Linked DNA regions of Mus musculus: all the other regions are linked to region 5. Evidence: chromatin loops called from intact Hi-C (ENCODE). Cell type or tissue: left cerebral cortex. All regions are shown on one strand. Each heading gives the region's core, and the rest is flanking DNA. Links, peaks and the distances in the headings are about the cores only. Region 1 has its middle 96 kb from the start of Tmem260. Region 2 has its middle 87 kb from the start of Tmem260. Region 3 has its middle 66 kb from the start of Peli2. Region 4 has its middle 47 kb from the start of Peli2. Region 5 holds the start of Peli2 (pellino 2).

Region 1 (6,066 bases), core at 409-5,408, 230 kb after region 5:
TACTTAATTTTAAATTCCTGAAATAGGGGAGAGGAGGGAATTTAGGAATTCGTTTCTATCAAAATATAGAAGTTATTGCAAAACCATAACTGTAAAAACGCACCAATGTAATCAGACTTCACATACAGTAGCTGAGAGGATCCAAACATTGCAGCAAAGCTGAATTTTCCTGGCAGGATGCTGACAAATTCCCATCCACTTGCTCTCTTGAAAATAAAAAATAAAATTCAAGAGAAATCATACAGCTAGAATTTTGATATCTGAAATATTTTTAAATAAGTTGTCCATAGGACAACTGGCTCAGCTCTCCCTTACAGTATCTCCAGGTCTTCCTTTTTGCAAAGATGTTGGTTTGTTAAGACTTGTGACCTCTCCGTCGGGTGTAAGGCTCAGTTTATCCATCTTCCCCAAACCACCCTGTTCCTTTTCGCAGAACCCCTGCCGAGACTGGTCAAAACTGATAGTCCCCATCAGTCATATCAATGTCTCAAGCAAACTTCTCCCTCTGGGTTTTGTTGTAAATCTGCTCAATTGGGACCCCGGGCTCCATGTCCTTAGGTGTACCAAGCTATAGCATTCACTATGCTTGGCCCCTGCTCAGACTCTAGTTTGTGAGCGCCATCAATTTAAAGCATAAACAAATGCAGTCATGACCCAAAACAACTGGAAATGGCCTGGAACCATCAGTTCATTACAAAAGATCTACACCCTAAAGATGTGTGTCCTAGAGGTTTCTCTAAGTTGGACGAGCGCCTGAGAGTCACAGGATTTTCAATGATGAACTGTGAAAGACAAAGTAAATTCTCACCTGTAATCCCAAGAGAAAAAAAATGAGTTCATTTCCTAGGATCTTCTTAGCACAGTATCCTGCAAAACCCTTGAGATGTGGTAAGTCATTCCAAGTAGTGAATTCCTCACAGCCTTTGAGGACAATTGGCAGTGGGGAATTAGAAAGTTATTCCACCTGGCAATGTGTCCTTGTTCTGGATGTTTTTAAAGTTTATAGAGTTTATCACAATTAAAAAAAAAAAGTCATGATTTATTTTCTACCCCGAGTCCTTTAATTGCCAACTTTACACAGCTTAGAGGTGTCTGCAAAGGAACCCTCTATGGGGCATTGATTGGTCAGACTGGCCTGTGGGCATGTCTGTGGGGTTTATCTTGATTATTTTTGAGGTGGGAGGGTCCCGCCCCCGGCGGGTCCCGCCCCCGCCCCCGCCCCCGCCCCGCCCACTATAGGCGGCACCATTCCATGTGCAGATTGTCCTGAGTGGTTAAGAAACCCACCTGAGCATTAGCCTGAGAGCTACCCAGCAAACGTTTTCTCAAGGTTTTGGCTTGAATCCCTGCCCTCGGGTCCCTCAAGGATGGGCTATGACCTGGAACCATAAGCCAAATAAATTCTTTCCTAAGTTGCTTTTGATGTGAGTGTCCCATCATGTCAACAGAAAGAAACTAGAGCACCCTCAAAATAAACATTCTTTTGGTCCTAATCTTGAACTCTTAAAAGGAATCCCAAATTGTATAACGCTGTGCTCCCATAAACCAAGATCAGCTTTCATGGTCCTTTCTTGTTCTGATCCCTGGCTGCACAAGTGGGTCAGCGTCAAGACAGCCCAGTCCAGGGATATTTCTGTGGCTATCCCTGGTGACATCATCACCCTCCGAGAGTGTCTGTGGCTCTAACTTTTCAAAGCACTCTCATGCCTATAACCTCAGATCTAGTATCATGCAGTTGTTAAAACTCTTCTGACCTTAGTTTTTTCATCTGTATAGTGGGGTGGTACTTGAGATGGTTTTATTGGGCTTTTATGGAGAGTGAGTTAATATGTGGCAGGCATTTGGAACCAGACCAGGCTCATAGTGAGTATCATGTAGGTGCTGGCTGCCCTTCATTTCACTTGTTGCCTGCAGTTTATATGGACTTCACAGTAGACAACAGAACAAGGCCTCCCCCTTGCCTCCCCTTTTGCTAATATGATTATTTTGGGAACTGGGAGGGGACAGGGAGGTAGTTTTAAAACTTGGCGGAAAGGCAACAAAACCTCTATCACAAACGATGCCAACAGACAAAGTAAAGAGGCATTTAAAACATGTGGCAGGACCAGTATACAGCGCTCTGTATTCTGTAAATACCAGAAGAAATAGCTAAGAGATTTGAATATTGTGGCACTCTGTCTTTTCAGGATGAACTTGTAGAACTTTGACTTTTTTTTTCTAAAATAATAATAATAATAATAATAATAACCATTTTAAATGTTCCAAACACAAATATTTGACTAAAAATACCCCTTTGCAGAATACTTTAATTGTAAGACGATGTGTTATTCCCTGCCCCACCCCCACCCCTCTGCTTTCCCACTGCCCCCTCCCCCCATGTAGTAGCAGCGCTCTTGGTTACTCTTTGTAGTTGTTTAATAAAAAAATTAATAAGCAGCAAATTGCACCAGAAAGGACAGGATTTGTTTAGGTAAATTGTAAGTAAGCGTTCCCTTGTGGGAATCTATGCCTAATTGGGCTGCAGCTGGTCTTAATTTATTCCCTTCGCTGTATCTCATTTTAGTCTTGCGAGTGGCGCTGCCTGTGCTTGGGTTTTAATAAGCATCCTGTCATGGGAGCCATTCTTGCTGGCAGAAGTTGGGATATAACCAAAGGGGATCCCGAAGCCCTTGTCCTGAAGAAGGGGTTACTTTTCTTACGGGATCGCCCCAAGCTAGTGAACTGCAGCAGGGAGGAGCTAGGCTGGGTTTCTGTGCGGTCCTACCTGATCTTAGTATCACATGGCATTCATAGCTGCCCCCATTCATTCAAGCCCGCCCCATGCAGAATTTAAGGCATTGTGAAGGAGGGTGTGGAGAGGGTTAAGAGCAGCTCTGATTGGTTCAGAGGCATATACCCCAGTCCACTGACTGCTCCAACCTTCCTCTAGGAAAAGCAGCTTCCTGGGCACCTCAGGGAGAGACAGCAGGCTTTGTAAGCTTGATAAATGGAAAGATATCATCTGGGCATATTTTTCTTGTGCCTAGGACTGTTTCATCTGGGTCTTCTGGACACCAGTTACCTGTCATTATCCTCTAACAAGTGACATCAGTCATGGATTCATCTCTCCATGGCTCACAGGAAGCAGGGCAATGATAAGTACATTTAGTTGGCTCTTTCCTGTCTAGGCACATGGACTGCCTCTTGCTGCATTCCTGAACTACATACAAACCAGTCGGAAGACATGAAGTACTTAGCATTGGTGTGAGGTAGCGCCTACCTAAGTGTGTGTGTGTATGTGTTAGAAAGATGATAGATAGATAGGTAGGTAGGTAGGTAGATAGATAGATAGATAGATAGATAGATAGATAGATAGATAGATAGATAGATAGATAAAAGAAGGAAAAGAAAAGGAAGAAAAACAGAGGAAAGCAATACAGCCCAACTGCCAGCTGCTTTACATATTTGTTTTTATTGTTCTTTTGTTTTTGTTTTGTTTTGTTTTATGTTGCTGGGGATTAAATCCAGGGCCATTGTGTATGCTGGGCAAGTAAGTTTTCCACCACTTTCCACCACTGAATGACATCCCCAGCCCATCAGTTACAGAGAAACTGGAGCTTTCTGAGTTTGACACAGGATAAGGTATACTTGTTACTTTCTGTTAGAAACTCACAGGTTTAGTGTTGAAAGTTACTTTGCTTAGACACAATGTGATATTGAGCTGTGAAGACCTTGTGAAGTAAAGTGAGTGAGGTGCAACACTTTAAACCCACGTTGATTTCACTGGCACAGGGTACCTAGCCCAGGGGAGTTCATAGACAGAAATAGAAGGAGCCGGAGATCACAGAGGGAACAGGGAGTCATCTTGCTATGGGTGCAGAGTTCTGGTTTGGGGTGAAGGGAGTTCTAGTTGCGTACTGTGCTGGTGATGGCTGACCACTGGGAATGTATCTAATGCTACTGAACTGCACAGGAGTGGATAAAATGATATATCTCAGAGCTAGGGAGAGGCTTGCTTCGTAAAGAACTAGTCACACATGTGTGGGGACATGAGTTGGGATCCCCAGAACCCAAGTAAAGCCAGAAAACATCCATGTGTGCCTATGGTCAGATGGGAGGTGGAGACAAAGAGTCCCCAGAATCTTCCAGGCCATACAGCTTGGTAAACACAGGGTCAAACAATAAGAAATTCTGACTCAAGCAAGATGGAAGACGAGGACTGGTACCTGGGCGTTCCTTGCCGCCACAAGCAGCTGTGGTATCTGCACACCCCACTCACACACACAAACGTACACACAAGGCCATCACACACGACACACAAGCAAATGGTAAACTTTACTTGCATGTCTGTTGCCACAACAACAAAAACTTAAGGCTGAACATAACGTGATGGTACACACCTTTAATCACTGCACCCCTGAGGCAGAGGCAGGAAGATCTCTGAGAATTTGAGGCCAGCCTGGTCCACTCAGCCAAGTTCTGGGCCATTCAGGGCTACAAAAACCAGACCTTAGTTCCTAAAATAAAACAAGATAAAATAAAAACCAATCTTTTATACATAATGCCAGGACAATGTATATGATATAAACACACTGTACAACTTTATAACACTCAGAGATATTTTCCATTTCCCCCAGTCCTCGTTCACCATTTGGCCCTTCCCCCATATCACATGGACACAAGAAAGAAGAGTTGAAATTAACTTTATAACGACTTCTGATTATGGGCTTCACCCACAGTCCTCTTGAGACACGAAGCTTATTACAGCCTGGCCAGTATTTCTGCTTAGAAATGATTATTGGCTTTGTGGTTTTTGTCCTCCAACTGTGACTATGTATTTTGGGAGTGGGCAGAAGGTCACAGCCCTTCCAGCTCTCCTCCAACCTCCCGAACAGCTGCAGAAAACATTTCCACAGAACCTCAGCCAAAGGGAATCTTTGAGAATTCTCAGGATTGGGGCTGGAAGGTGCAGCTCTAACAGTGGCCAGGGCTCTGCAAATGGACATGCAGGCTCCATGGAATGTGGGGGGGGGGGCAGGGGGCGGGAGGCGGGGGGAGGTGTCCCGAGCCAGCTAGCTCTCACAGACGTTTCCTCACCTAAAAGTCTTCCTCTTCCCACAGTGCTAAGCAGCCCAGGATGATAGACAGGGCCCTTCCGTGTCCACCAGCAGACCAAGGTGGGGCTCTGTGGGTAGCTTCAGTGGGGGGACACCACCCCAGTGCTCAGACCTGGCTTTTGCTCCAGACTGAGCCATAGGCCTTTGGACGGTAAACAGCCAGAAACTGATACACTTCCCTTCCTTTTACAGCCTTGCAGTTATGTCCATGACCCAGAGGAACCGACGATGTCTCAGCTCTTCCTATGGTGTCATAATAGCAATGTACCAAGGTTAAAGGATGGGGAGGTCATGTATGTGTATCTCTATTAAAAGTGGAGACCTTAGCCAGTGACCCACTCTGGCGGGTGGCATGTTGCAGAAACCATGACCAGCATTTTGTTCCCTGTATGCATGTGGAACCCTTGTTCAAGAAGGATGCGTTAATATAGTTGCCTATGAATGTATTATCCTAAGTAAAATATGGGAAGTTGAGAAAGGCTTAAAATGTTGGGGTCCAGGAGTCATCCCACAAACCACACCAACACCGATCTCAGTCAGGCAGTGACGCTTTATCGAACGCACACCCTAATGCTGACCTATCAGAGCAGGGAAGTTGCTCAGAATTTGGGGGCTGAGGTTACGGCCCTGAATATTTTTTCTGTGTCAGCTTAAAAGGGCAAAGACCACAGTAAGCTCATATGCAAGTCTAGGAAGTGCTGCCCAGCAGTCGGCTCTGACTCAATCCATTTTAGACAGAACAGTTCATATTGACCTTTAATTTGATAGGTCCTATGTAAAGCTTTGTGGAATTTCTTAAGATTAACAAACCTCATGCATATCATAACAGGGTGTGTGATCAGCATGACCTGGCTCTGAATCAAGTTATTTTTCTGTGTCCATGACTGGGCAGGCATATTACAGCAACAATATGAAATAGCTGGCAGGCATGGAACAAAATGGCTACAGCTTTGCTGTGAGAGAAGGGCAG
Region 2 (6,066 bases), core at 693-5,692, 240 kb after region 5:
TTTCAAAATTCCTTTTGCCGTCTGGGTATCTGACACTGTTGGTCTTCTAAGACTCCTTTAGATCCTTGGTCTTATAGGAACTTGGTAAACTCCTGTATGTCTGTAAAGGACCTTTATGTCTATAAAGGACCCCACACCTGCCACCCTCCCTGATATTTAATGATAGTGCTGCAATCCTGGAAAGTTCCAGAAGTCCTCCCTCTGTCAGAACAGGACAGCCTGGGAGTTCAGAGTCTGTCTCAGGTTTCCTAACAGCCCAATGTTTTCCTTCACATCGACCAATAAAATCTCCATTAATTCATCTTTCAGATTAACCAGAGCTGCTGTCTCTGGTTGGGTTCTGGAGACTACAACAGGACTCTCTTCTACGGAGAACCAAAGATGCCCATGTTTAAGTAGGAACTAAGTGGGTGGGTGATGGGAAAGACGTGCTGACCGTCTCCCAGAACTCCGCTATGTGGTTGGAATATAAAACACCTCTCATTGACTCAGGTGTTTGAACATTTGATAAATTCCAGCTGGTAGTGCTGTTTGAGAAGGCCATGGGGCTTTAGAAGGTAGAATTATAGTGGCAGAACTATGTTGTTGGTCAACTTACAGGTTGTTTTAGACTACCCCGCTTGCTATTCCCTGTCTCGTCCTGGATGTGGAAATGTGAGGAGCCAGCTTCCTGCTCCAACTACTGTGCCTTCCCTGACTATGCCTACACCTCTTCTCCATGATGGATTCTAGCCCCTGGGACTCCGAGCTAAAATTAACCCTTTCATCCCTGAGTTGCTTTTGTCAGAGGTTTTATCACAGGGCCAGAAAAGAAACGAAGACAAGGAGGAGTGGCCGTCCTGCTTCTGGAGAGATCCACTGGTTACTTTCAGAGTTGTCTTCCTCCTCTCCTCAGCCTCAGCTTCTGTCTTTCGAGTAGGTCTGTCCTTCATCTGTGCTAAGTGTGAGAGCTCCTTGGGGCTTGGCTTCGGTTCCTCTCCTATGGCTTTCTGCAAACAGCCAAAAGGTCGTCAACTCCTGGACCATCATCTCCGGACCTTCTTTGCTCCGCTCCTTCCATCTGGCTGTGCATACGACGTCTCAATTTCTCATCTATCTACAAGACCTAAATTCACTTTCCTCCGGGACTTCCTATCAAAGTCAGAATCTGTAAGTCACACCAGGGATTCCCCGTCCCTCGTACTCTACAGGCTGCCTGCGCATCTCTGAGTAGTCATCTGGTGACTTTGTCACTTCTTACCCTCTGTCACCGCTCACAATCCACACTGCAGTCATTTCTCATCCAGACTCGAAACAGCTTTTCGCTTGCTCTCAGGTCCACTCTTATTCCCCTCTCTCGTTACCCCATTGGCTCCCAAGCACCCACCTGACTGAGTTGAGCATCACGGGAAAGCATTAGCTTTCTTCCTTGGGCTGCAGCCACTCTGCTGGCTCTTACTTCCCTGCAACAAGCCATGTTCCAGGCCTCTGCACCCCAGCCTATCACAGTCGTCTCCCCTTTTCTCCTTGCGCCTGCAGACCTCCTGCCCAGTACACAAGTGCACACAAGCTCAGGTTACCATCCATTTATCCTGCATAGCTTGTCTCAAATATCCTCTCCTCTCACCCATTTCCTGTTCCTGGGCTAATCGCTCACACAAGATCATATTCTGGATATGTGTAGCTCAAGTTTAGAATTATAGGCGATCCTCCACATGCATGGGGTCTCTTAATTCACAGAATAAATCATCCACAATTAAAATGTTTGGAATGTTTTTCAGCTATACTCAATGTGTGTGGATTTTTGTCTTTTCACTGTTACATAATACAGTAGAGTTATTTATGCATCTCATTAGATATATGATCAGTATCTGAGGATGACTGAAAATACACAGTATAGCCTGTACCAGCTATGTTCAAATGTGCTTCCATTCTATATAAGACCTGAGAATCTATGGATCATGGAATCTTTAGAAAGTAATGGATTCCTAACCCCTTATGAGTTCCAAGGGGCACCTGTATATACCTTCATTCAGTTAGTGGTCCTTATTGAAGTATCTGCTTTATGCCAGACACTTTCTAGACACTCGAGAACTGCTCAACCAATAGAAAAGTAAACAGGTATATTTTTACCTAATTGTTTAGATCTACTTATTTTTACTTTGTGTGCATGAGTGTTTTGCCTGTATTTATGCATATGCACCATTTGTATGCCTGGAACCCACAGAAGTCAGAAGACCACATCAGATCCCCTGGAAGATGGTGGTTGTGAGCCACTATGTAGTGCTGGGTCCTCTGGAACAGGAGCCAGTGTTCTTAACCACTGGGCAATCTCTCTAGCCCAAACTTGAATATTTTTAAATATTTCAGAAACAGAAAGTTTTAAATTACTATTAACGATATTCTTTTAATTGTTACAAGTTAATTTCCATGCTTTCCACCTCCATTCCATCCATACACTGGACTCTATACTTAATGGGAACTAGGACTATGTCTGTTTTTGCTGACAAGCACTGTCAGCCATCATTGATAGGATCTGTCAGGGACTCAACACCTGGGAAATTAATGAACACTCAGATCTGTACACCGGCAAATGAATGAATGAATAATTTTTACACTTGAACCGGTTTAAAGTGAACTGTGATACTTTTAATACTTCCAATATTGTGATAAATGATCTGGGTGGAAAGTGCATATGCAGTCCTCAGGGATACCTTTCCCTTCTCCATTAACCTTTAGCTGTCAGCAGCTCTTCCCGCTGCCCTGCATCTCAAGAAGCAGTTGAACATTGCTGCCATCTTTTGACCAAAGACAGTGCCACAGGTACTAAAAGCCACGGCTAGAATATGGGATTCTCACGGCTGCCTCGGAGTGCTACGAAAATCTCACCACTGAGGTCAATCCTTGCCTAAAACCCCAAAAAGATGCTGCCCGCTCGGAGGCAAACAGTGCCCGTGCTCCGTGCCTGGCTCTTCTCTTCACTTGTTGGTTTGTGGGGTTATCGGCCTAGCCCTCTACGTCTGCATCCCAATGCCATGGTATATAGCCTCGAATGTGTGAACAACTGTGTTCTAGCAGAATATCTGGAGTATGGTCACTCAGAAGATCCTGGATGCTGTTGCAACAAACTCCCTTCTCCAAAAAAAACCACGCATCCTGCTCAGTGGTGAGTTTAAGGAATCCACCATGCACCAGCGCAAGATGTCTGCCCTGCCCTCCTTCCTACTTGCATTCTCTCCTCTTTTTCTTTTCTAGCTCCTTCCTTAGCTACCTTTCTTACTCTCAGCCCCATTCTCTGCCCTCTTGCCTGCGCTCTCCCCTTCCTTTAAAGTCTACCCAAACTACTTTGGAGGGGGTGCTGCCAGAATCCTGTCCAATAAAAGTATAAACCTCTGGTTGCAAAGAAACCAGAATTTACATTTGGGATCTCCCACCACACCCGGTAAATGTATTAAAGGCCCTTCTGAAATAAAATATTGGGAGAGTCTTTGTACGTAGTCTGTGTAACTATGTTAAGAAAATTACGACAGATTCTCAGAGGGCTAAAATATTGATTTGGGATGAGATGGTTCGGTGGGTAAAGACACTTGTTGCCAAACCTGAAGGCCAAGATTAGATCCTTGGAACCTACATGGTAGAAGGAAAAAACTGGTTCCTGCAAGTTGTGCTCTGACTCCTACACAAATGGCACATGTGTATACATGCATCCACTCCCACACATACACAGAGATGCACATGCATGGTAAATGTTAAAAAATAATTATTTTTAAATAAATATTTGAAAATTATATTCCTTTACACAAAGGAAACTTGCAAATTTGAAAATCTACCTGTGTTACCAGGGAGTCTTTGCATATTTCGGAATAAAAGACTGTAACTTCCCAGCATCCCAAGAAATTTGACATCTTCCAACAACCATAGAGATGAGACACATTGAAATGGTCTCGTGAGGATAGTCTAGGTCTAAAGATCATATGGGCAGGCAAGTGATGTGTAGACCTGTTAAAGCCATAACTAATCCTTACCTTCTCCGAGAGATGTTTCTAGCAGAGCCTGTTTTCAGAGAAGTGAAAGTATTGGATAATCTAAGAAAACAAAGCTGTAGAGATAAGAGGTTTGTCACTTTCTGGTCAAAACAAGAAATCCATTTGTAGCCATGGTGACCATCTTGTCCCATGTATGGGCCTGTGTGTTGACAAATATCTCCTCTCTTGAAGGAGAATTTTCTCTCAATTAGGCAGGTTGTCATTTCTCTGACATAGATCGAACGATTCTAATTGTCCAAATTTAAATTTTACTTTTGAACTTATGATTCTGTTAGTCATGTTCAAGGGAAAAAAATCATGTTTTAAGCAGCAAGCTTCCATCGTGACGAAGAAAACAAAACAAAGCATCAATTTCTCTGATTTTATATTCAGAAGCTACACCAATGTAGTCTCATTTACTGAAAATACTGCCCTTCGGAGCCTTCACGGAGGCATTTGGAAAACTCAGCTGGTGCCTTCGCCGCTTCCTGTGGGTGGCATAGTTCACCAGAGATAGGGCAGCTTTGTGCAAAGGTTTATTCAATCTGGGCCAAATAGCGCTCAAAGTACCGAGCAGCACACACCCTCTGTAGTTCTCCTGCCCACTTCATGAAACAAGACACCCACCAGCAATTTTCTGTGCTGACAGACTGGGGACAAAACCCCTGAGCAGAGGAGAAATGGAAACCTGGCCGGCTTAGGCTGGTCACTTGGGAGACTAACGTTGGACACGGAGCACCTGCCTGATATCACCTAGCTATTTCAAAATCTTTCCACGGTGTGCTGTTCACATGGGACTCTGTGTGGAAGACAATGGCCCATTCTTTTCTCTCAAGTTTAGCTTTCCAGGAGGCCCCCTCTCTGGAGAGCGCTGGGTCCTTGTGGTGCCTGGGGTTCGAGAAATGGGAACTCACTGCTGAAGGCTCCTGTGTCTCAGATGGAGAACAATGGTTCTTGGGCCGGAATGCCTGGCAAACGTCTGTGTCTCTTTACTTTGTGAAGCATCTGGTGTCTCTTTATCTATCACATAGGTTCCACCTGCTGACCCAGTTAGACTCCCAGCAGCCCACTGAAGGAGAAACTACTGAGGTCACAATCCCACTGCTAGAGATGGTGATGTAGTCTCTTGGATTTGGCTTCTTCTGAGTCAGGGTTGTTAATCCTCCTTGGGTGATTTTTAACATGCAGCCAGGATGAAGAACTTCTGTGTCAGCACAAGGAGACATTAATGGATTAGGGAAGGTGATTTATTGATGTGAAATATTAAAACAAGTTGAAGAGCTATGGGATGTCTACTGAATTTTATCAGGTGCTTGAAACATTTTGGAATAACTTTATTTACATTAAAAACGATTTTGTGAGAGAGGCTGAAGACATACAGAGGCTCACCTGCCCCCTTTCGATGCAGTGCAAGGAGGGGAAGATGTCCAGAGACACCCCCACTATACCACAATAGCGCACGGGTGGGCTGTAGACATCTAGAGGCCCACTTGCCTCCGCAAGTGGGTAGAGGAGATCATCCAGTGGTCCACCAGCCACGTGGCCCGCCCTCAGTGGGAGCCACGGCAATTTGTAAGGATGTGATGGACAGACAGGAGAGAAAGAAAAGCTGAACAGCTTGAACGTAATGAAGAGAAATGGAACTGGAGACACAAGGATGGAAAGGAGTAGCTCCTTGTGAGTAGCCGGCCCAACACGTGAGGCCATGGTGAATTCCAGCCCGTGCTGCTACTCAGGGCCATGTATGAGTCCGTGACCATGTAGCAGCAGGGGTCAGGTATCAATGTTTGTGGCTCTTATTGCCACTAGTGACCATAGGGATGCCCTGGCCTGGACAGCTGACTGGGGTTACATAAATGTCCAAGGGCTGTGTAGAACTGGCCCTGCCCCTCACTGACTATGGCACACTGGAGAGCTGGCCCCACCTCTCACCAGCGGCAACACTGGGAGAGTGGACCCTGTGTCTCACCTGGGCCACAGAGAGGAGCTGGCCCTGGTTGTTTGAGGGTGGACGAGCCAGCCCAATGGGGGAGGGGGAGGGGGAGGAGGGAGGGGGAATAGA
Region 3 (6,066 bases), core at 701-5,700, 66 kb before region 5:
ATGCCTTGAGTCAATTCACACAAAGAGCACAGCTGCCTCAGATTGTCCTCCCGAGGCTACTTCAGGTTTGTGGCTCTCAGTAGTGAACACCAGCTAGGAACAGCCCAAAGAGCAGTCACAGTGCTGAGCAAATTAGCTGACAAGGGTCACTTTGTGTTTCTTTGGTTGGGATTCTTAAGTCAAAAGATGATAAGACTGAAAGCACAGAGTCAACTTTGAGACAGACATAGAAAGTCTGCAACGAGAAAGAGAGAGAGAGAGAGAGAGAGAGAGAGAGGGAGGGAGAGAGAGAGAGAGAGAGAGAGAGAGAGAGAGAGAGAGAGAGAGAGAGAGAGAGAGAGAGAGAGAGAATGGACAGCTTCCAATGCGTCCAGTAGCTGTGGGTACAGAGAAGGCTTTGACTCCCGGTTCTCCCTCTGCATCTGAGAGCTCCCAGAGAAGCTTACAATTAGAGAGAGAAAAACCTTTGAGAACGTATTCTAAAGGGGTTATTTTGGGGAAAGTGTAATTGAAAGAAATCGTGGCCAGTTGGTTTAGAATTTGCTCATGTAAAATGCATGCCTTCCGCAATGCACAAAGGGTTCCTGTTATAAGCCTCTCTGGTACCCGAGAGGAGAACTGGTCCACTAGCAAATTTATCGAGGGATTTCTCAGCTTAAGTACTATTTGTCTGTGAAATCTTTTGCAGATGGCAAAGTTATTTTAGTTCGCTGCGATGTCCTCCACATTTGTAAAACACAAAGAAGGAAAACCCTAGACCTGTGGTTCCAAGAACTAATTACACACTGTTTGAAGGAAGCCATAATATCCAGTTGATATGAATAGCCCTTACTTAAAAATGAAAAGAATATATCCCAAATAAATAATCTAATGTTTTAGGGCATCAAGAAGGAAAAAAAGGGGGGGAAAGGAAAGAGAAAGGAAAGAAGGAAGGAAGGGGGGAGGGAAGAGAGAAGCAGAAGATGGTAGGAGAGAAGGAATGGGGGAGAGAGCACTTTCCTTTTAAAAGGAGAAATTTTTCAGGAAAATAGGACCCACCCATGTGCCACCAAAGGCATCAACTTTCAGGATACAGGACACTGAACCTGAGTGGGATTCCAGCTGTAGGCCATAAGTGCTGTTGACAAGAGGAAAAAAAAAAGCCATTCTGAATCCTCAGTTTGGTGTCTCATTACCAGGAAATCAAGTGACCTGGAGGGTCAAGGGGGTCATTTGTCTTAAGAAACTCCAAGAACCATGTGGGAGAGGTAAGTTCCAATCCCACAGTGCTGAATCAAGAAAGGGAAGCAGAGAACCGGCCTCCCGCCAGGAATGGCAAGCTCAGAGTTCCAGGAGTGACAGTGACTTAGAGCATGTGGACTTGAGAGACAGCTCCTGGAGATCAGGGGACAGACACACCGTCGCCCCTGCCAGCAATGAAGATGGTAGACAAGAATCTAAGGAAACTTTACATTGGGAGGCTAACTAATGTGTGGAGGTCAGAAAAGCAGAGGCAGAGAGGGATGGTACCCACCACAGAACCACAGTTCTCGCCTGTGCCATCCTCTCTGCAGAGGCAACAGATCCCCTTCCCCATCTTTAGAGAGATGGTTTCCATTTCCAGAGTGTGCCCCCCTCCCCCACCTGCAGCCTGTTTCTCTTACTTTCTCCCTGCCCCTCCATGGCAATGTGAGAAAGGCAACTTCTCCACGGATTACATAGAGAAGTAAATAAATAAATGCCCAGAGCTCTGAGAAGCCGTGTGCAGAGGGGATGCAAGGGGCAGGTGTGAGAGCAGTAGTGAGCCCGTTAGCATGTAAGACACAGGATGCACATCTCTGTTTACCAAGGGTTTTCTCTGTGGCCTTTATCTTGGCAACTCTTCTGGGCTTCTTTTAATGTAGAAAGAAAACTGGAAACAGAGAGCTAAAAGAGGACTCTGGAGCTACTGGACATAGCCAAGAGTCTGAGGTTTCAGCTAATAGGAGGGAGAGGGGAAGAGCTGTTATCTACACTGTCCCAAGCCTAGGGGAGAATATGATCTATGTATTTGTTCCCGTATGGATGGATAATGCCTCGGCCTGGAGAAGGACGAATCCAGCGGTAGTCAGACCGACGGAAGACAGACCATTGCAAAGTCAATGGAAAGGAACCATTTGTAGTTACTCATGGAGGGGACACACCTCCTATCCATTAGGTAGTCGCAAAGGTAACCGGACTATCATGGTGCACAGCAAGACACAAAGACTTTCAACATGAGGAACAAATACGTTAACGTCAGATTCTTCCGGGGAGAGGGTAAAGGCTGATGGCTGGTAAGAACTGACCTGAGGGTCCAGCCCAAGGTCTCAGGTATGCCACTAGAAGCCTGGAGCTGCTCAGCCTTTCATCTGTCTCTGCCCAACACTGCGCCGAGACCTGGGTCTGTACCCATTTCTCAAAACTACCTTTAAGCTTTAATGAAGTGCCACGTGCTGCTTTAAGAGCTCATTGAGCCCGTTTGCCCAGACGTGTAGACTGACCTTTTCTCTAATCATTCTGGTAGCATCGTCTTAATAACCAGGTCCACCTCACTCATTTGATAAACGCCAATCTTTGCCGAGGTATTTGGTTAAAGTTTCTCCATAGGAACATCCTGGGTCAAAACAGAACCAGTGCCTTAACTCTTAACCCAAAGCAGTTCTTCATTCAAGAAACCAACTAGCAGGTGTGTAGAGAAATGGCTTACAATAAAGAGTGTGTACCACTGTTATTCCAGAAGATACAAGTACAGTTCAGGGCACCCATGATGGTCAGTGCACAACCAACCGCCTGCTACTTTAGCTCCAAGGGTTGTGGCGCCCTCTTCTGGCCTCCACAGGCACTGCACTCAAGGGTACATATTCATACACAGACATACACGTACATGCATAACTAAAACATAAGATAATCTCTTACAAAAACAACTATATTTTTTAAAAAGTCTTAAAGATGTGGAGTCAAACATGTTCCTCAAGTAATAAAGCAAAATCAAATAAAAGTTTGGGAATTCCTTTTGTAATTTATTCATGTTGACATTCAAGAGTTATCCAGTAGTCCTTAACATAGAACTTCTCATAGGCTTTCTTCCTTCTTTTTTTCTGAAGTTTGTGTAAATCTAGGAAAGTCTAGTAGAAGAGGTGGAAGTAGTTGAGGTTTTGAGTTAATTCTTTTATGTACTTCTTGCCCATTTGCTACATTAATAACACACTACAGATGCCCTACAAATCACAGCTTCATCCAAGCGTTCAGATAAGTTTGCAATTATGCATTTTAAAGATTATAAACAAGAGGGAAAGAAATACAAAATATCAATATTTCTTAGATGCAGTAAAAGTCATTTTTTATCCAGTGTTTGCCTCTGTTGTGTATTGGTTCTACTTTTTGTAAACTGTTTATTGATTCTTCGTGAATTTCACAATCCCACACATCTCTCTGTCCCTTTACATCAGCCCCTGCCCTTTCCGTTGCCCCCTCAAAAGAAGAGCAAGTAAGATAGAATTTAAAAAGTCTTGTCATAGAAGGTGTAGTGTGTTACAGTGTGTCCCAAAGTATAGCCTTTTGTCCATACCTCTTTTCTTATAAATGTTTATTGCAGTGAATCATTGGTGTTTCAACCCCTCTGGCTTCTGCTACACTATCAGTACTGGATCCTCACTGGGAGTCCTCTTGGATATACTTTTGTTTCTCTGTGTCATGGAGATCCTACAACTTTAGATCTGCAGGACCAACCCTTTCACATCCTCTGGCAGTTCATAGATGGGATAGATGTTGGAATGGGCCAACTCAAAGCCTTGGATCTGGGCCTGGGTGGTAGCTGAGGTCATCCCACCCGCTCTCCCACACCCATACCACCAGGGTGAGCTTTCCTGCACTGTCCCAGCTAGCACACCCAATGTCATAGTTGGCAGGGAGTAGGGGCAGTGTTCCTGAATTCATGCACTCTGAGCCAGCTCACCCACACCCGTGACACCAAGGACAGCTCTATTGTGCACCCAGGTAAGGTATAGGGCATGCTCTTTTGAGTTCTGCAGCTGGTGAGGGACTGGGCCAGTTCTCCTGTGCTCATGCCCCAGGGCTGGCTCACTGGATCCCTCACAACCAGGGTCAGCTATGTGCTGCCCAGAGAAAGGGCATGGCCAGCTCTTCTAAGTGTGGTGGTCATCAAGGGACAGGGCCAGCTCAGTTAAGTACCTCAGGCAGCAGGCCAGGCCAGGGATATCTGCATGACCTTTGATGGAAACACAGGCTTGGGACATCAACACAGTCTTGATGAAATAGAACATAGACTCAGACACGGCTCCCAAGCGCATAGGCCTGATGACACCATGGCTTAGGTGGCAGTGTAGGCCACCAGCTCAGCCTGTTCTCCTGTGGCAGCATGGCCCTCAGACATCCACGGGTCTCCACTGGCAGCCAAAACCATAGACATCCACTAGACCTTTGGTGTTAACTCAGGCCACAGACATAAACACAGACCCTAGCTGCAGCAGGACCATGGGACTCAGACTGGGAATTGAACTCAGGACCTCTGGAAGAGCAGCTAGTGCTCTTAACCGCTGAGCCATCTCTCCAGCCTTCTTCTTTTCCTTATATTTCAGAAATAGAAAGAGAGCAGAGTGCAAATAAGGGTTTGTGCTTTAATGGGGATTAGACACCAAGAAACTGGTGGTGAAGGGCAATCTTTCAAGTTCTGGAATAACATAAAAGAAGTCAGAAAACATGCTGGTGGGTTTAAAGTTAGTTTAAATAAATTATTTTTTTTGTAATTTTAAAAACCTAACAAATCAGACTTCAGTCCAACCCCACACCCCAGTGCTTGCAGATTCTGGCTACCAACAGGCACTAGTGACTGAAGATTACATTCTTAAATTGTGCTTACCCTAATCAAAGGAAAATAAGCGCTAAGAGGTGGGAGACAGACAGCCATCTTGTTTGATTCAGAAGTTAGAAAGGCCCTAGAGGACCCTTACCCCAGGTGATGAGTGACAGGGGCAGCTGTCAGTCTTCCTATTTTCTTATCTCTGAGTTGCACTCAGACCTCTGACTTCTCGCCACAGTGAAAACAGGTGGGCGGGCGCCTTTGGGTTTCTGCGGATTGCCCGTATCCTGCACATTGCTTTGCATTTAGAGGTTGCTCTGTAACTGCTTCATTAATGGACAGTTCGTCCGCAGTCGGAGGCCTAACCTGGTTTCTACCTGGCCCTGTGACCTTGAGTACTTCACCTTGCTAATCTTAATTTCCGTTATCGATAAAGGGAGGACTCGAGCAAGCTAAAGCCTCACAGATTTCTATCTGGCTTTCATGGTCTTGAAATGTTAGGGACCAAACTTGTTTGGTGAGTTGTTTGTTTTGTGAACTAAGTAAAAGTAATGTTAAAAATGTTTGTTGTTGCTGCTGTTGTTGTTTTGTTTTGTTGGTTTTTTTTTAAAGAATATCTACTGTAAAATCTTAATGACCTGTGAAGGTATAACATCTCCTTATCAGGTCAAGCATTATTATCAAGATAATCAAACCTGATTGTTTAGATCGAGAGAGGATGCTGATATTGATATATTTGGGGTGGGGATACCAACTTATCAGCTCTTAGGAAATACAAATTGCTGAAAACAAGGACAGGGTGGGGGTGGGGATAGGTATCTATCAAAACAGACCAAGAAGCCCAACTAGTGGGAAAACTGAATAAGAAACATTGGTGTATACACGTGTAACATGACTTCTGCATGCACACACATGTAACATGCCTTCTGCCTTCCCTGTGCAGGCAGTGGAGCTCCTGAGGGACAGAGATGTGTGTTGAAGCGCCTTGTAACATTTGGCTCTCACCTAACAAGATTCTCAGACGCCTCCATCCGCCCTATTTTGATCTCCACATCCGTCTTTGATTCACTTACTGCATTCTGCAGCCTGGAAGCCAAGTTTGGAGAGCGAAGAAGACTAAACTGGACTGGGGACCCCAAGTAAGGATACATTTCCCCCTCAGCAACAACCATGAGGAAAAGGAGAACCCTTTGCCCAGTTGGAGAGACGAGAGAACAGCAAGCAGGCTTATGGGGGCTGCAGCTCTC
Region 4 (6,066 bases), core at 717-5,716, 47 kb before region 5:
TAACTAACATGTCTCTATATTTTATTTAACTAACATGGCTCTATATTATATCTAACCAACATGGCTCTATATTATATGTAACTAACATGTCTCCTTATTATATCTAACTAACATGTCTCTATATTATATCTCACTAACATGGCTCTGTATTATATGTAACTAGCATGGCTCTATATTATATCTAAACATCATGGCTCTATATTATATCTAACTAATATGACTATATTTCTCTGTGTCTCTAGCATCTTCAAGTTGTCTCTCTCTGCTACATCTTCACAACATCCTGTAAACCTATTCTGTTCCTTCCAACCTCTAGTTTCCCAACAGAGGAGAAAGGGTGAAGGGAGCAGGAAGAGAAGGGGCAGGCAGAAGCAGAGGAAGTTATTTTCTAGGGCAGTGCTTTTCAGCCTTCCTAATGCTGTGACCCTTTAATACAGTTTCTTGTGCTGTGGTGACTCCCAACCATAAAATTATTTTGTTGTTACCTCATAACTGTAATTTTGCTACTGTTATGAGCAGTATATAAATATCTGTGTTTTCCAATGATCTTAGACGACCCCTGTGAAAGGGCCATTTGATCCCCACAGGGGATCAAGACCCACAGGTTGAGAAACACTGGTCTAAACAGTCCCAGCAATTAGGACCAGAAGGTTCTAACACAACAATTCACTGAAAGGCTGTAACATGACAATTCTAGAAGGGACCTGAAAAATGAGAAACACTTGTCTAAGTCAGATTCAAGTTAGCATCTTTCATGTTTCATTGGTTGTGAAATAATTCACACAATTTCTCTGGGAGAGATGCCCACAGATCAAGGAGATCATATTCTCCTTTGGCTAAGAAAAATGATTTACATCTCATGTCCAGGGGAGTACCTTCCTCTTATTCCATTTATAATCAAATGTGTTTTACAATTATTTATTTGGGGAATGTTATCCTATGCTACATCTGTCTATGTAAATGTACCACGAGGCATGCTATAACAACAAGTTGGGTCTGTGTTAACTCTGGCGGTCCTGGAACTCCTGTGATGTCATCAGGGTTTTGTTTGTTTGATTGATTTTTGTCTTGTTTTGTTTTTTTACACGGCTTGGCTATGAATGGTATGGCCTTCGGTCTCAGTATTTCTGATTTGCTACAGAACACTTAGGCACAAGAAACAAAGAATGAGGTCTAGGGAGATGACTCCATAGTTAAAGGTCATGTTGCTCTTACACATGAGCCAACACTGCTCAGCACCCATGTCACATACATACATACATACATACTTACATACATACATACATACACACACACACACATACAGAGAGAGAGAGAGAGAGAGAGAGAGAAACAGAGAAACAGAGACAGAGGCAGAGGCAGAGGCAGAAAGATAGACATGGGGGCAGGAGAGGGAGAAAGACTAAATCTTTCAAAAAGAAGAGTTGTAGTTGAAAAGTGTTTGATCTCCTGTTGCTCTGGTTTCTGGGACACACTTGCTTCTAGAGGGGTGGGGCTAAATAATCCAAGTGGGAGATTAAATAGAGAGAACTGATTACTAAAAAATTAAGGATCTTGTAATTCCATAAAGGGCCAAACTAGTGCTCTCTGTCTCTGTCTCTCTGTCTCTCTGTCTCTCTGTCTCTCTGTCTCTCTGTCTCTCTGTCTCTCTGTCTCTGTCTCTCTGTGTCTCTGTCTCTGTCTCTGTCTCTGTCTCTGTCTCTCTCTCTCTCTCTCTCTCACACACACACACACACACACACACACACACACACACAAACAAACAAGCAAACAAAAAGCAAAGCACAAAACCCAAGGATAAACTATGGAACAAACACCGAATCCAACTGGGGTGGTTTACAGAGCTCTCCTTCCCTTGCAAGTTCCATGAGAATTCAGAGTTTTAAGGGGTTTATTTTTGTTTTTGCCATCCTATTTTTTAATTCTCAAGGTTTCTTGACCTTAACATTAACATTTTACTATCTTGCACAGGAAAGTAGAAGCCATCCATACGCCTTGATTAAGTTTCAAGATCAAATAGGTGATGTTACATATGGACAGATCTTACCGCCCCACCCCCTTAAAGCTATGTCCAGAGTGTGAAATACATGGAGGAAGGGGTCGCTCTTCGGCCCTTCACCCCATGCTCAAGGCCAACAGCAGCAGAGCGTCACAGCCTTCAGTCCTGTGGTCTGCATGTTGGTCTTCAAGTCACCAGTACAGCAGGTAGCAGCGTAGCAACCATCAATCTCTCACCACCGCTAAGGGGTCTGTCAAATCAGATTCACACTCTCACTAGGAATGATGGTGCTCTCTGGGACAGAAACTGCTGCTAACCTTCAACAAGCGTAGCCCCTCAGGAACAATTGGCTGCTAGAACCAGGGAACGACTGTGTGGAGAATGAGTCTGACAATAGGAGCCTTTGGTACAAAGAGGCAGCTGAGCCTTTGTGGACAGAAGGAGCTGGGTAAGTGAGCCCCAGACCATGTGTTTCTCGACCTCTGACCTCCTGACAGCATGTGCTATCTGCCGGGCTCTGCTGCTCATTGTCTGCCCTGATCAGCCTCCGGCTTCATGAAGCTGAGTGGAGAGTCTATCCGATGAGATTGTGGGAAAATTCCACTTGATATCAGGTCGGGAGGACAGTGCTGTTTGTCCTTCCCTTCCCTTCGCTTCTTCTGTGGGCGAGCATGAAGGCAAAACAGAGCAGGGTCCCGTGGATTCTGAGGCCACAGCCTTTCCCGTATCTCTTTTCCCAGCAGTTAGATGGGAGCGAGCGAGCCACAGGCCTCTCAGATGAATGACGCAATCTCCATTCCAAGTTTAGCATTCTAAGCCCGCTGAATGGTTTGGCAAGAGAGTCCCAGCCGGTGCTGTTAGAGGACGTGGGAGACTGTTTTGCTCCTAACAAGTCTGAAGCAGAACACTCAAGAAAAATTTCCTCTCTTCTTCTAATCTGTCTACAGATGAGGTTCCCTGACTCGCCATCCAATCCAATCCCTGGCCACCAGGGAGACAATGAGCTTTCAAGAACATTTCTTATTATCCAGTCTCTATGTTTTTGACTGAAACCTGATATTTTGATTTCAGTGTCCCCTGATGGCCATCACCCAAATGTGTTTTTAAGATTTCATTCCACTGCTGGTTACTGGTGCCACAAATAGGAAGCTGGGTTTTATTTCTGTAGTTTTGCCGTTGTTGTTGTTGCTGTTGTTGTTGTTGTCGTTTTTCCTTGTTGTGAAAAAATGTTTGCCTGCTAATTTTCAGAAATAAGTATTCTAAAACTGTCCATGGAACAGTCTAGAAGGGGCCCGAAGAATGAAAAAGGCCTGTCTAAGATTCATGTTAGCATCTGGCCTGTATTTAAATGATCACATTAGAAGAGAAGCCTGTGGGAATTCAGCTTAATTAACTAAAATATTTACTGCTGATGTAAAGATAAAAGGGAGACAGGAAAGAAATTAATGTTAAAAATGCATTTAACATATTATTGCCTCCTCCCTTTGATGGGAGAGTAAGCAAAGCAAAGCAGAGTGAGCACCCACATTCTATATATAATTTATCACATTTCTCATCCAGTCGCTGAAAACCCATTCAGTATTTATAGTCAGCGTGGTCAGTGCACTTATTTATAACATGGTGTATTTTCTAATTGTGTTTAAAGACATTTGCTCACTTTAATATTTAAAGCCTGGTTACAAACAAAACAAAACAAAACAAAACAAAACAAAACAAAACAAAACAAATCCCCTCCTCTTTGTATTTTGTGTTTGAAGATCTCCCAAACATTATCAACAATAATCTTGGAAGCAATCTTATAAGCATGTTTTTATTCTTCCTGGGACAGGGAAATTATATAAGAAGAGTTAGGATGCAAGGCCGTTGGACAGGGAGAAGAGAATGGTGCTCTCTTGTCTCCTCTGGCCATGGCTCTCTGTCTCCTCTGCCCAACACTTTCTGTACCAGTTGCTTTTCTCACTGCTGAGACACACCCGGCAAACTCGACTGAAGGGAAGATGGTTTATTTTGGCCCGTATCAGAGTGTCACTTGTGGCAACAGAAACACAGCACAGGACAACTGCAAGCCACATTGAGTCTGTGATCCAGAAGCAGAGAGAGACGAATGGACGCTGGTATTCATGGCTTTTTATCAGTTCAGATCACTAGCCCATGAGATGCTACCACCCATATTCAGGCTGTGTCTTCCAACCTCAGGTCAATCTCTCTGGAAAAAACTCACAGAGATGCTCAGAAGCGTGCCTTCTAGAGACTGTAAATCCTCGCTGACAGTCAAGACTAACCATCCCGTTTCCACAGCCTTTCCTTCACTCTCCTTTCTAAGTCCTCTCCTAGGGGTCCATCATCCCTCAGCCCTCACCAGTCATTTCATCTGGACCTGCCTTCTTTGCTCCCTGGAGTCCAGTTTTAGACGTAGTTGTCCAACATATTCAACAGTCATTCCTTTTAAACGTGCTCAGCCTCCCATAGGGAACGCACACTCCTCCATTTGCTAGACCAGTGCTTCCCAACCTTCCTAATGCCGTGACCTCTTAGTATAGTTCCTCATGTCATGGTGGCCCCCCTGCAACCATAAAATTATTTTTGTTGTTACTTCACAACTGTAATTCTGCTACTGTTATGAATCGTAATGGAAACATCTAATATGCGGATGGTCTTAGGCAACCAGGTGAAAAGGTTGTTTGACAGTCCCTAAGAGGTCATGACCTACAGGTTGAGAATCACTCGTCTGGGGTACCAATATGGCACTGGGCCTGTGAAGCCAATATTACCTTAGAGTTATGGTATATGTGACACTAAATACAGAAGGGGGGATATGAAGGAAGAGAGATTTCCCATTGGAAGAACTAATGTTGACCAAGGGTGCATGGGTCTGAAAGGCTCTCTGGAGAAAGTAGACCATGCATGAGCCTCCCCTAAAGGAAGGCAAACAGCCTTCGAGCTCATATCCTACTTCAGAGTCAAGTACATCCTCTCTTCAAAATGTTTTTATGTGATACTGAGGATTGAACCAAGGGCCTGGCACATCCTACAAACTTATCTACACCCCAAGCCGAGGGGATCAGCCAATGAAATCAGCCACAGCCTGAGCTAAACATGTGAGCTACTCATCCAGGGGAGAGTTAGAGGCAGAGGAATTAAGAAGAGAAGACAGTGGGTAAAGGAAGAGTGAAAGGTCGAGACCAGAAGGCTGGACACAGCTGAGAGAAGACCAGAGGAGGTTATGAAGAGATGGAGAATACCTATCAGGAACCAGAGGGGAAGCTAAATGCCCAGTAGCAGTAAAGCTTTGAAAGAAACACATTTTTATAGGAAAACAACCAAGCAACAAACTCAAGACACCAAGTTTCTATAGCTGAGCATGTAGCTCTTTTGGTAGAGCACTTGCCTGAATAAGTTGGGAGTGTTGCTGCATAGCTCTAACTCCATATTCTGGAGGCAGAAGCCAGAGGATCAGAGGTTCAACGTCATCCCTAGCTAGATGACAAGGCCAGCCTGGGCTATCTAAAACTCTTCCTCGAAAATAAACAACACATATGAGCAAACACAATATAGGAGTAGTTTTCAACCTGTGATCCAGATCCCATTGGGTTGGTTGAACAATCTTTTCACAGGGGTCACCTAAGACAAATGGAAAACACAGATACTTACTTTATAATTCATAACTAGCAGATTTATAGTTATGAAGTAGCAAAGAAAATAATTTTACGGTTGGGAGTCACCACAACATGAGGAACTGTAGTAAAGGGTGGCAATATCAGGAAGGTTGAGAGCCATTACAATAGAGTATAGTTACTGTTAGTAATGGGGCAGCAAGGGGGTACCTGGGAGGGCCCATGCCAAGGTGTTCCCCTGAGAAGTCACACCATGGGGCAGACCTGATATAAGGAAAGTTGATTGTAGGGGAAGGAAGGGGAGTGGGGACCTAGAAAGGGGGTAGAGGCAGAGGAAGTGGGGCAGAGAAAACAGAGAGAGAGTGGCTGGCCAGGAATGTGGGGGGTAGAGAGAGAGGAAGAGGAAGAGAGGTAGAGAGAGGGAGGGAGAGAGAAAGGAGTGCTGGGAAATTG
Region 5 (6,066 bases), core at 592-5,591:
GCTGGTGAGGGGTAGCAAGGACAGCCAACCCCACCCTGGTTCTCAGTGGATTGGCAGATGGCACAGCCAGATTGTCCCACCAGCCTGGAGCTAATAAAACAATTATTCAGAAGGGGATACGTTCCTGTTACAGTCAGAATCCTGGTGTTAGTTGGAATGGAGGTGATTACATTCTTCCTGGTTGACGCTGTAAGCAGAGGACGGGCCAGGTAAGGGACAGGAAGAGAGAGATGAAAGCTGACCATAGACTCTGAGCAAGTCAAGTTCACCACAAACTCACAGCTCTGCTGTTCGATCTCGTTTGAGATGTATTCATTTATTTTCACTCATCTGGCCGTCCCTTAAAATCAGCAAAAGCAGACTTGGGGGATTTGGGAACCACTTAGAAAGTGGTTATAGTTTCAATGGGTCCACACTGCATATAAAGGGCAGCCAAACAATTAAACGATATTATGCTCACAAGTCCAAAAAGCTCAAATGCATTTCTGATAGTTTAATATTAGAAGCTTATGCATAATCAGGATTGGGGACTTTAAAATTGATTTCATACGTAAGAGTGAGCAATCATTCTCAGGGGACAATAATTAGGTAGAGATGAGTGTCTCTTTAGAGCCCACAGGACCACCGATGTGCCACCAGTCCCTATTTGGTCCATTTGTTCATTCAGATTCCCTCGACTGTGGTCCTATGCATGCATTCCTGTAGGCCCTCAACAGACTGATTTCCCAGTCTGCCGGGTTGCAAGGCTAACAGTGATTGACAGAAACGATACACTTACAAGTCCTGAGCTGCCTAAGATCAAAGCCTCCACAGATATAAAAACTCAGAGAAAGCAGAACTACCTGTAAGTAACTTTCATAAAGACAAACTCGATTAAACACCATCAACATGCCCAAGGCATGCTGGGAGAGAAGAGAAAGAAGCGCCCCCACCCCCCTCGCAGGTGGAGGGCAGAGGTGTCTGGACCAGCTGACCAGCAATGGAGTGTCTCTGCCAAAGCCTGGGACAGCTTATGGGAAGCACCCAGTCTAGTGTTTGGAACTTAGAAGGAGGTTAATAAATATTTGTTTCCATCCCCCTAACAGCAGATGCAGAGCGCAGCAAGGAAGAAATGGAGCCAGAACAGTGTAATGCAAGCACAAAAGCACAGCATGCCAGGAGAGAAGGGGGTAATTGTAGCCTAGAGATCAGTAGCAGCAATAGAGCAGACTGGGGGAAGTTCGCATGCCAGAGCGAGGTACTATAATTAAGGGAGATGGGTAACTGTGACGGGATTCAAAGGGTTGTTGACAGTCGCATAGTGGATATAGTAAGTGGGACTAGGGAGTAAGGAAAACTACACTCCGTCATACAGAAATCTACCAACACCATATGAAGAGAAAGAGCTCAACTCTCTAAAAAAGGGCTGCTGGTTAAACCTTTACATTTTCATAACAGAGAAAAGTACAGAGGATTTGTACAATAAGCCGGATAGCTAGTTGTCTTTAGTCTAAGAATAGACTTTCTGTAATTAGCGGAAATAAGGTAATCGTCTAATAAAGTTTATTTTTGGCTCATCAATAGTGTGGCTTTTGTTATTCTGGAGTAATTTATCTCCAAAGCCTCAATTAAAAGAAGAAAAGCCAGTTACTAACTGAAGTAAAATTACAGAAAGCATCATGTCACTACAGTAATAGCCTGTCAGAGAGCGATACATGCACGGCGCTGAGCAGTAGAATGGAAGGTTACTCATGCAATTATTTCTTTTTTAACTCCTTACTTAGAGTCATAGCCTAAACGTGTGTGTATGTGTGTGTGTGTGTGTGTGTGTGTGTGTGTGTGTGTGCGCGCGCGCGCGCGCGCGGGCACACACACACACACACTCTCGATGTTTATACATTGGGTAGCTTTTGCAGTATTTATTTCTTTAAATATTTAACAGTCTGGAAAGGCAGTGACAGGCAATAATATGTAGCGTCTCTAGCATGTTGCAAGGGCTTAATAAATGCTAGAATAATAAATTCCTCTATGATGAAAAACAGCAGTCAGTAAAACTATCACAGCCTACAATATTTTAAAGACACAGCACCATAAGAAAGCATAAAATACAAACAGTGCCTTGATTAATCCATGGAAATAAAGGAACATTTGTCTTCATTTAAAAAAAAAAAATCCACCTAGGTAATTTCCTTTTAAATTCCCCAGGGGGTTGAAAGAAGGGACAGAGATGTGAATAAGGGATTAAAAGTAACTTTTAACTTTTCTTTTTCCCCTTTCCCTCTCCTCCCTCCATCTCTCTCTCTCTTTTCTCACCCCCCCCCCACGTTCTTTCTCCTTTCTCTTGATACATGAAATGGTGGGGAGCCCTTCAATTAGCGCCCCCCCCATGGGCAGATTCTTTCTCTTTTTAAGCCCCCCTCTCAAGGGCTTGGCTTTGAAAGCAGACACCCCCAGATCAGTGCGCTCAGCATGGTGAGCTCGGAGGTGGGGGGTGGGCAGTATGCTTGGCTTTCACGCAAGCGGGGTCCGGATCCCCGGGCTGAGGACGAAGACCCCCACGCTCCAACTTTTCGGAGGAAGAGAGGAGAAAAACAGAGCTGCCCCTTTAAGGGCTTGCCTTCCCCTTTACTCTATGTTTACATAACACGGGGCGCTCGCGGGCCGCGGGGGCTGGCGGGCGGGCGGGCGGGGGCCGCGGGAGCGCGGAGACGCGGGCGGCGGCGCGGCCGTCCCACCTGCCCAGCCCGCTCAGCCCCCCGGCGGCGCGCGCTCCTCCTCCCGCGGGGCTCTGGTCGCCGCTCGCTTTCCGTGCCGGGTCCCGCTCGTAGCGGCCAACGTACGGATAGCTCCGGGGAAGCCGGCGGGCGACGCGCACAGCCACGACGGAGCAGCCGCGGGACTGGCCGCCCAGCGCCCCGTTCGCCGCCGTGCCGTTCCCCGGCGCGCTCACCCCGTTTTCGGGATGGGAGTGTAGTGGCGGCGCGGACTCGGCGGGGATCGCGGCGGAGGCGGCAGCGGCGGCGGCCGAGCGCGGCTCCATGTTTTCCCCGGGCCAGGAGGAACCCAGCGCCCCCAACAAGGAGCCGGTGAAATACGGGGAGCTGGTGGTCCTGGGGTGAGTTGGGGACGCGGGCGGCGGGGCGTCGCGGAGGGAGAGGGATGCGCTCCTGAGGGCCCGGGTCCCCGGGGTGCTCGTTGCCGCGGCCCGGAGGGCGCTCCTGCACCACGCGGGGTCGCTCGGTGAAGCCCGGAGCCAGTGGCTACTGGGGACTTCTCTTTCCCGACGACCGCGAACGCGGAGCCCTGTCTCCGAGCCCAGAGCCCAGTCCGCGGGGGTTACGCATTGTTCCAGTCTGTGACCCGGGCCGCTGGTTGGCCTCCGCTTTTTGCGCCGGGAGTGAGCTCGGCCGAGGGCCTGGACCGGGTCCTGGTTTTCCCGGGTCCTCTCAACAACGGTTCCCGGATCTCCCGGGTTTCCATTCTCGAGTCTCCGCACCCCTTGATCTCCTTACCCCTCGGGCTCCTGCACCCCTCGGGCCCCGGCCTTGCCGATGCCCTGCCAGCGGCGGGGAGCTCGCCACCCTGCCCTCCTCGGCTCCCACTCCGCTGGTGAAAATCACATTTTGAAGATAGTAATTATCTACAATCGTTAAAACGGCAGCAATTAGAGACTTCATCTACTTCCTGAGTTTCCGTGTGACATTTTCTATTGTTTACCCTTAATAAACCAGGAGGGAGGCTTCGCAGGATTAAAGCAGGGTAAAGTGGGCAATGAAAAGGGTGTGGGTGGGGGGAGGTGGAAAGTGCAGGAAACTCTTGGAGCTGGAGCAACTTGGGTAGTGCTGCAGGGAAAGGATTGGTTTCCCTTTGGATGTGCCGCTCCAGGGAACCCGCGCTTTTGTCCTCTGTTGAAAGATCTGTATTCAGACCCACGCGGGTGTTGATGGGTGGGCTTAGAGGCACGCGAGGAAGCCCCCCTCCTCACCCCTAAGCAGAGGCTCTGGGAACTTTGAGAAACGTGTTTTGATTACTACCTTGAAGTAAGTGCCGACTTAATTTTTTTTTAAAGACTCATCTAAAGTTTCCTAGCCTTCAGTTTGTTGCAAGCCTTTCTGTGTGTGTGTGTGGGGGGGGGAAGGTAGTACTGGAAAGATCACTGCTTATTTGGAAGCTCAGCAGATGAGCGCCTTCCGCACCTGCATGGGAATTGCATGCACTTAAGAGACAGATGTCAGAGTTCGCTGGGAAGAGGAGGGGTGGGGAGGTGGGTGGGGGGAAGCCACAGTTTAGTCTGTCTTATGTAACTTCAGCTCAGCCTAATTTTGTGGAGTTTGGTTTTGTTTATGTGGCTGGCTTCAGAGTATGCTTAACACTGTGAATTTGACAAAGAAGATTAACTTACGCCAGAGCCATTTCATTATTTCCTTTTGAGGCAATCTGTTGAGACGTTTCGGAGCAGTGTGGAATAAACCCGGAGAGGTTTGTGTTCATAGCTAAAAGTTTAGGACACTCCAAAGCCAGGAAAAGAATTTACACCCTGGACAGTTGTAATTTAGTGTCTCTGTAAACACCGTTGCCTGTAGCACCTGCTTCATCCTTCACTAAAGCTTTTCCTGGATCCATGATGGCTTAGTGTTTCTAACCTAGTAGCTGGAGGCAGGCAGGGCAGTTACCTGTGCTACCACATGGCAACACTGTTTGGACATTGGGTATCATCCAGTAGCCACAGAACACTTCCATTTTAATGTAGAACAAGACATAAGTAGAAACCCGAGTAAGTAAGTAGCAAATGATGTTTGGTGTTGTCACTTCTTCAACTGAAGTTGGTTAACAGTGGAGCCCTGCCGTGGTGGGGGGCTGGGGGGGAGATGTTGCTTCTTGCCAGCTTAAGGAAGACCTTTAAGGAAGAAAAATGGGAGTAGCAGATGGTTTTGTGTACGCCTGAATTGTGGCTGCTGCCCCCTCCCCTTCTTTCTTTCAGATTTCTGACTCTTGCAACATTGAGCACACTAAAGAGTACCTGGAAAGTAGTGAACTAGTTAGATTTTCACTAAGTCTTACACAGTTCTGCCCACTGGACTTGAGAGCATGTTGTCCCCTTTAAAATAGCAAGTGCATTTCAATGAAAAAAAAAAAAGTGCCATTACTGTGCATGCCTGGTCCTTTGGGACATCAATATTGGTGAGCATAGACTGTCTAGGAAATTTTCTTGATGAAATTATTCTTGAGGCTAAAGCTGCTCACTGCCTCTGATATTGTTAAAATATTTATTTTGTTTCATTGGAAAGTACAGTGACTTTATTTTAACTGCTGGGTGATTGTCCTTTCTTCTGTGTTCTGAATCACATGGTAAAATGTCACATAGGAAGTTTGGATAGCAAACTGTAAAGTTGATTCAGGCCTCGATGATCTAAGTACGGGTGATTCTTGTCATAGGTTGCATAGTAGGAGAGAATGCCATGTGGGATTGTAGTGGGGTTGTCACTTTCTGTCCAGTTAGTGGAGTTTAAATTATTTGTTAATTCTAACCAGTTACCGTGTCATAGTCCCAAGTCCTTATTGTGTCCACTGCTTAATTGAAGCTGGAGAAATGATTGGCTCGTTCGCTCCTTTTAGCTGAGAAGTATTAATTTGGCTATCACTTTAAAGTTGGGGAAGTGGTTTGGGGTTTAAAAGCTGTTCAAGGTAGTGGAGCCCTGATTAAAGGCTCGTGATTTTTCTTTTCTTTTTGTTTTTTTTTTTTTTGTTTTCTTTTTTCCTGACCCACTGGCTCGGTGATTTTTGATTTAGTTCCTTCCTCTCTGTTTCTTCAGCCCTATCAAAATAGTCTCCAAGGAGCCTCTCTGGGGGTCTGTTCTGTTGTTCTGTTCATTTGCTCAAATGTGGAACACACACAGTTAACCAATTCTAGATAGCTTGATATTTGTTGATTTTCATGAGTCTTAAAGTGATGGTGCTAGAACTCCCATGGGCACACATCCATCCATGGTCATGATAGCAGAAAAGCAATCAGCACCGGGCTGGGGTGGGGGAGGTAGTTCAGTGAATAAGTGCTTGCTTGCTGTACCAGCATGTGGACCTGTGTAA

What was found. A loop is a pair of places that touch in the nucleus more often than their neighbours do. Peaks named below come from ENCODE experiments on the same cell type or tissue, not always from the same donor. Only the 100,000 strongest peaks of a DNase experiment are listed, where the experiment ranks them.
Region 1: it touches region 5 in a loop (4-fold over the local background); 18 of 42 quality-filtered maps call a loop at or near these places.
Region 2: a loop joins it to region 5, with 2.8 times the contacts of the local background. A loop is called at or near these places in 19 of 42 quality-filtered maps.
Region 3: a loop joins it to region 5, with 5 times the contacts of the local background. A loop is called at or near these places in 2 of 42 quality-filtered maps.
Region 4: it touches region 5 in a loop (1.9-fold over the local background); 3 of 42 quality-filtered maps call a loop at or near these places.

The regions. Positions count from the first base shown.
Region 1 is chr14:48,346,999-48,353,064 of GRCm38, forward strand. No RefSeq gene overlaps it. Among named protein-coding and RNA genes, the nearest start is that of Tmem260, 96 kb to the right of the region's middle. In left cerebral cortex, for the core only: no CTCF peak of the experiment used is centred there; a DNase peak (open chromatin) is centred at 2,553.
Region 2 is chr14:48,356,200-48,362,265 of GRCm38, forward strand. No RefSeq gene overlaps it. Among named protein-coding and RNA genes, the nearest start is that of Tmem260, 87 kb to the right of the region's middle. In left cerebral cortex, for the core only: a CTCF peak has its summit at 2,776 (motif pointing left); a DNase peak (open chromatin) is centred at 2,788.
Region 3 is chr14:48,052,106-48,058,171 of GRCm38, forward strand. No RefSeq gene overlaps it. Among named protein-coding and RNA genes, the nearest start is that of Peli2, 66 kb to the right of the region's middle. In left cerebral cortex, for the core only: a CTCF peak has its summit at 2,829 (motif pointing left); a DNase peak (open chromatin) is centred at 1,345; H3K27ac peaks cover 144 bases.
Region 4 is chr14:48,071,262-48,077,327 of GRCm38, forward strand. No RefSeq gene overlaps it. Among named protein-coding and RNA genes, the nearest start is that of Peli2, 47 kb to the right of the region's middle. In left cerebral cortex, for the core only: a CTCF peak has its summit at 3,000; a DNase peak (open chromatin) is centred at 2,834; H3K27ac peaks cover 1,060 bases.
Region 5 is chr14:48,118,140-48,124,205 of GRCm38, forward strand. It overlaps Peli2 (pellino 2), which reads left to right and starts at 2,730. Exons shown (of 6, transcript NM_033602.2): 1 at 2,730-3,094. The coding sequence starts at 3,018. In left cerebral cortex, for the core only: a CTCF peak has its summit at 3,202; DNase peaks (open chromatin) are centred at 2,874, 3,277, 3,792 and 4,055; H3K4me3 peaks cover 2,923 bases; H3K27ac peaks cover 1,491 bases.